2 separate regions of the Homo sapiens genome follow, and region 1 is linked to region 2. Evidence: chromatin loops called from intact Hi-C (ENCODE). Cell type or tissue: dorsolateral prefrontal cortex. All regions are shown on one strand. Links, peaks and the distances in the headings refer to the core of each region. The heading gives the core; the rest is flanking DNA. Region 1 overlaps NFIA (nuclear factor I A). Region 2 has its middle 33 kb from the start of NFIA.

Region 1 (2,909 bases), core at 264-2,763, 230 kb before region 2:
AGAATTTCACAAAATTAGAAACAAGCATATTTATGGTACAGTTTTTGGGGAGAGGAGAGAAAAAACAGGCAAAATGTTTCAAGGGGAAAAATTTTGATTTAAAAATAAAGCGTTTTCTGAGACTTGAAGTCGTTTACAACATTGTTCAAAAGCAAACACAAAAATTTTTTTTCAACAAAACCTCTGTATCTGCGGAGAGCTTGCATCCTAACTTCAACTTGACTTCACAGGTTTTGAATTAGCTGCCTGAAATTTAACCACATTTCTGCAAGTTTAATGTAAGGTCAAAAGGTCATGACACTTAACTGTGATTAAACAGAAAATATTACTTCTATAGCAACTGAGTTATAGCATCACCCTTCTCTTTCTTGGAGATGCTGCAGAAAGAAGTGGCACTACTAGTGACCTTAGGTCTAGAAATGCTAATTTATTACTTTAAAAGACTCCCTGCTTTTAAGCAAACGAAGATTTTACTTATAAGAAAGTGCTATAGCAAAAAATATCCATTTTAAAATTTTCAGATAATCTTAACCTGGTGACTATAGCAAAAATTCTATGTTGATTCAAAGGTTTAAATAACAGAAGATGCTAAAAAGTGAATTTTTATTTGAGTCTGGCAAAGTGACAGCTTTTATCGTTCTGTAACAATTGCCACAGAGAAGACACAAACAAAATGTATTATTATATGCCAAAAACCTTTAAAGAAATCCTTCAGAATAAACTACAAAAATACAAAACCTAGACTAAAAATTAGAAATGCAAACAAATTTACATTGACCCATATTTAAAATTTTAACTACATAAATTAATATTATATATATCACAAACAATTAAAAAATACAGCATGACTACCTTCTTTTTCTTCTAGGAAACAAGCCTATAATTTTGCCATTAGAAATTACACATTAAATATTTTGAGTAGTAATTCAATGTATTTTAGGAGAAAGACATGCCTCCATTGTTTTTGTTCTGGAAAATCTTAAACCATTAATTTCTATAACTAAAATGAAAGCAAAATATCTAATTTTGTTTTAGGGAAAATTAAAATTCTTGATCATGTCCCGAAACAGATACATAAAATTTTGCCAAACATAATATTTTCTTTGGAATAATACTAGCAAACATACATCTCTATCCATGTACTACTTCTATGTGTAATATCTTTATAATTAATCACTTCTCTATGAATAAATGGAAAATAGTTTTATCTCAATTATTAGATATACAATAGCCAATTACTTTTCCGATATTTATCCATGAATATTAAAGCAAAAAGGGATCAGGAAAGACCCTAAATTTTTTTTATTTAATCTGAAAGCAGACTTCTTTCTTCTTTTCACTTTTTGTTTAAATTTGTCACCTACCTTTACAGATACATAGCATAATAATAGAAAACATGAACAACAATAAAAGATGAATATTAGGTATGTCCAAAGAAAGTTTAAAATTCCAAGCCACAGAAAAATAAGCAAACCAACAGCAAAGGAGTGAGTGGCAAGAAAATGCTCAGAGTTGGTCTGCAAGGGGCCGCCGCATTCTCGTGAAAGCTCAGATACAAACACTGGAGAAGGCATCCAGCCAAACTGAAAACGGAATTTAATTTTTCTAGTTTTATTCAAAAGCTGGAGACACCGCTATCCATCTGAGGACTGCATACTAAAATGCACCATCCTGCTAAGGGGCAAGCAAAGCCAAAGATCTACAAGAAAATGCATATGATCTCAAAACTTCAATAATTATTTTCTACCCTCGGCCGTTCAATACCATTTTCTTTTTCAGCCAAGAAGGAGCAAAACTACCCAGTCTTAGTGCTATTCTCTGCTGAGGATGCATGGACACTCTTTCTGGTATTGCAAAAGGTCACTGATGCTGTTAAGTGTGGAGCCAACCAGATGACCAAAATTATAAATTAATTTCTACCCAGGTATAATTGATACAAATGAAAGATCTCTTTCTCAAACATTTGCATTAAAACACTATCAAGAAGGTTAACAATTAATTCACTTTTCTCCTTTATATACTCCATAGACACCTGTCAGAAGCCAAGGTAACTTTGTGTCTTACTCTTTCGGACAAATATCACGTGGTTGATTGATTTCTACCACCTTAAATAATTAGGAACCTCAGAAAACAAACCCAACTGCATAGAACTGGATGTTCTTCTTGTATCTGAGTCTCCCATACCAGTGAGTTTCTCTGGCTTACTGGTTGAAAGCCAGAAGATCTGTATATTACAATGAAGAGAATTTTACTTACACTGTGTTTAAAGGATGGGGTTGGAAATGCTCTTGTAAGGAAGTACATTAGGGTTATCAATTTTTTTTCCCTATCTAGGGATTTGCTTTTTGTTTAAGGAAACTTAGACTTCAACCTAACCTTGAAAAGCAATGTTTCTTTGGATTTTTAAAAAATTTATGAGCAGAAATTTAAACCTAAAATAGACAGGGTTTGCATATGGGAGGCTAGGTTAAGAACTCTTAATTGAACTGGTAGCCATCCACCTATGCAGTTTTATGGCGCCTACAGCTATATTGCTGGAGTACTCAGACAAAGATAGTTCACTGTCAACGTAATCACTAGGGAAAGGAATAAAATAAATCCTGATGCCTACATATTTGTCTCTGCTTCCAAACGCTTGTACAATGCAAGAACGGAAACCTTGTACTGGATTTGCTACATGTACACATATTCGGCTCCTCAAACCTCAGGTCTACTCCCCTTCAGAATGAAACTTCAGTATTCCTTTGGGGAAGGTGAGGAATGACAAAAACATGTTAGTATGGTAAAATGAGTGAGGCAAAAATATAAATATCCCTTCCATGTATTTTATGTTCTTTAGGCAATAAACAAAGATAGAATATTGCTAAATCTTCCCTTTCACCTAGAATTAAACACTTTGTCCTCTCCAG
Region 2 (2,909 bases), core at 147-2,646:
TACCTTTCCCCACACGTCCTCACTGACTCAGCAATTGTCACCGAGTGAGACCCTAGGTAGTGGGAAGGAGGCCCCCACAGATATGCTCCCCGGCTAAAGCGCTCGATTGAAGATCTGAGAAAATATCTTCAGAAACTACAAATGGAGCAAATCATTTACCTAATTCACTCAAGAGCTTCCACGGGAAGGACTCTGGAGGATGAGTGTCCTCCTAATGCGGTGCTAATGAAAAGCCCCTTAGCCGGCTCTCCGGCCGAGCGCCGGACCGCGTCTGCTCGGCGTCTACGGCGGAGCGACCCTGGTTGGCGGCGGCCGCGCATTCCCCCCCCCACCTGCCCGAGGTGGCACGGCGGCCGCAGCGACTCCGGACGCCGCCGGGGCCACTCTCCGGAGCGCCGCCCTGCGACCCCGGACGCCCCCTCCCTGCCCCCACCCACCGGCGCGGGTCTTCCTCCCGCTCTTCCTCCTCCTCACCCTCCCCGGGGCTCTGTGTGGGGGGCTAGGAGGTGACTGGGGACGCTTCCTCGGTCGCGACTCCCGGTTCTCCGCGGCCTCCCGCCCGGGGGGGTTGGGGTTAAAATCTGGGAGTTCAGCTCTGCGGCGAAATCTCGGGTTCCCAGGGAGGGGCCGGAGGGAAGGAAGACCCCGCCGGGAGCGCGCCGGCCAGAGCCGCCCCCGCCCCGCGCGGCCGCTGTCCCGTGGGGAGGATGAAAGCGCAGGGCCCGGGCGGGGCCGCGGCGGCTCCAAGGGGCGGCGAGTGCGGGGCGGGGACTGCGGCGCTCGCGGTGACCGGGCCCCCCTTCCCAAGCCGCAGCTCCTGGCCCTGCAGGTGCACCCCCAGCCCCCTTTTAGGCCCCTCCGTGGAAACCGCCTTCCGGCCCAAGTTCTATCCTTTGAGGCTTTGAACCAGGCCTTTCAGAAGTTTTTAAAGCTGCCCCGCCCCGCCGGCACTCACGGGGGTCACAGTCCCCCATCCCTCCACCTCCGCTACAGCTGCCGGCGAAGCGGGTGCCGGGAGGAAGCGGAGTGGGGGCCAGCGGGCCGGCCCGAGGGTCGGGGACCGAAGCGCCGCCCCGGAGCGCCAAGCTCGGCCCCAGCGCTTGGAGATCGCGCCGCGTAGCCCGACCTCGGAGGAAGCGCGGGCCCGCCAGCCCCTGGAGAGGGGAGGGCAGGGGGGCTGGGAGAGGAAGAGCGCGCGGGGAGGGGGGCATGTCCCCATCACCGAGGTTCCTGCGCTCAGTTCAAGCCAGGGGACAACTTAAATTGGCCTTCAGGGGAGGCAGCTGGTGACCCGTGTCCTCGCCCTCCAAATTCCCCTGAGCGAAGCAGGGCGCCACCTACAGGCGAGCTCTAGATAGCAGGCAGGAGAAAGACGCGCCTGCAAAGTAATGTGGCCCCGTCCCAGCAAGCCTAGCAAGGCCTGTTGTGTCCACAGCCTCCTCTCAGCTGCCTGAGCCTGTACCGAGTTATAGGTCCGTTGGCAACAGCAAGAGCCCTGAGGGCACTCAGCGTGTGCTTTTGGGGAGTGGAGAACTGGGTGTTAATTTCAGGAATTGGGGGATTCCAGTATCAAAGAAGTAGCAGCTCTGATTGGACAGGCAGGTTGCACCCTGACAATTTTGGCTGCACTTTGACTCCAGTATCTCGACTCCAGGCTATTTTCATGGGATGCACTACGTTTCCTTGAGAATAGCTGTGTAACCTTGGGCAAGTTACTTTATCTCCCTGAGTCTCTGTTTCCTCATCCCTCAAAAGAGGGAATAGTGGTACCTGTCTGATAGAGTCATTGTGAGAATTTAATGAGATGATGTAGGTAAGAAGCTGTAGGTGCCTTCTAAGGAATTTTCACCTATTTCTTTTTTAAAAATAGTTTTTAATTATTTATTTATTTATTTTGAGTCGGAATCTCTCTCTGTTTCCCAGGCTGGAGTGCAATAGCGCGGTCACGGCTCACTGCAACCTCTGCCTCCCTGGCTCAAACAATTCTCCTGCCTCAGCCTCCTGAGTAGCTGGAACTACAGACACGCGCCACCATGCCCGACTAATTTTTTGTATTTTTTAGTAGAGACAGCGTTTCACCATGTTGGCCAGGCTGGTCTCAATCTCCTGATCTCAGGTGATCTGCCCGCCTCGACCTCCCAAAGTGCTTGGATTACTGGGATTACAGGCCTGAGCCACCGCACCCAGCCAACTTTCACCTATTTCTAATGTGAAAACCCATCTTTTATTCTAAGAAATCTAACTTGTAAGACTGTTTAGCTTCTTTCTGTTCCTTGAAGATTAGGGCCTTAGAGGAAGTGGGAGAGAGCTAAGAGGTTTCAGTGTTTGAGTAGGAAACAGGATGGGTTATGGGGAGTTTTGATAACTAGCTTATCTCCTCATAGACAACGGCTGTAGGCCGGGTGCTGTGGCTCACATCTGTAATCCCAGCTCTTTGGGAGGCCGAGGTGGGCGGATCACCCGAGGTCAGGAGTTCGAGACCAGCCTGGCCAACATGGCGAAACCCCATCTCTAATAAAAATATAAAAATTACTTGGGCGTGGTGGTACATCTGTAATCCCAGCTTCTCAGTAGTCAAGCAGGAGAATCACTTGAACCTGGGAGGTGGAGGCTGCAGTGAGCCGAGATCACACCACTGCGCTCCAGCCTGGGCAACAGAGTGAGACTCTGTCTCAGAGAAAAAAAAAAAAAAAAAAAAGACAATGGCTATGTGGTGGCTCAAGCCTGTAATCCCAGTGTTTGGGAGGTGCGCGGGTCACTTGAGCCCAGAGGCTGGAGACCAGCCTGAGCAACACAGAGAAACCCATTTCTACAAAAAAAAAAAAAAAAAAAAAAAAAAAAAAGCTGGGCGTGGTGGCCCATGCCTGTAATCCTAACTACTTCGACAGCCAAGATGGAAGGATGGCTTG

The links. Peaks named below come from ENCODE experiments on the same cell type or tissue, not always from the same donor. Only the 100,000 strongest peaks of a DNase experiment are listed, where the experiment ranks them.
Region 1: a loop joins it to region 2, with 2.6 times the contacts of the local background. A loop is called at or near these places in 12 of 110 quality-filtered maps.

The regions. Positions count from the first base shown.
Region 1 is chr1:61,273,788-61,276,696 of GRCh38, reverse strand. All of the region lies in intron 2 of NFIA (nuclear factor I A), which reads right to left. Among named protein-coding and RNA genes, the nearest start is that of NFIA-AS1, 22 kb to the right of the region's middle. In dorsolateral prefrontal cortex, for the core only: a CTCF peak has its summit at 1,492; a DNase peak (open chromatin) is centred at 1,540; H3K4me3 peaks cover 2,500 bases; H3K27ac peaks cover 2,500 bases.
Region 2 is chr1:61,048,493-61,051,401 of GRCh38, reverse strand. No RefSeq gene overlaps it. Among named protein-coding and RNA genes, the nearest start is that of NFIA, 33 kb to the left of the region's middle. In dorsolateral prefrontal cortex, for the core only: CTCF peaks have their summits at 1,135 and 1,340 (motif pointing left); DNase peaks (open chromatin) are centred at 681 and 1,351; H3K4me3 peaks cover 1,684 bases; H3K27ac peaks cover 2,231 bases.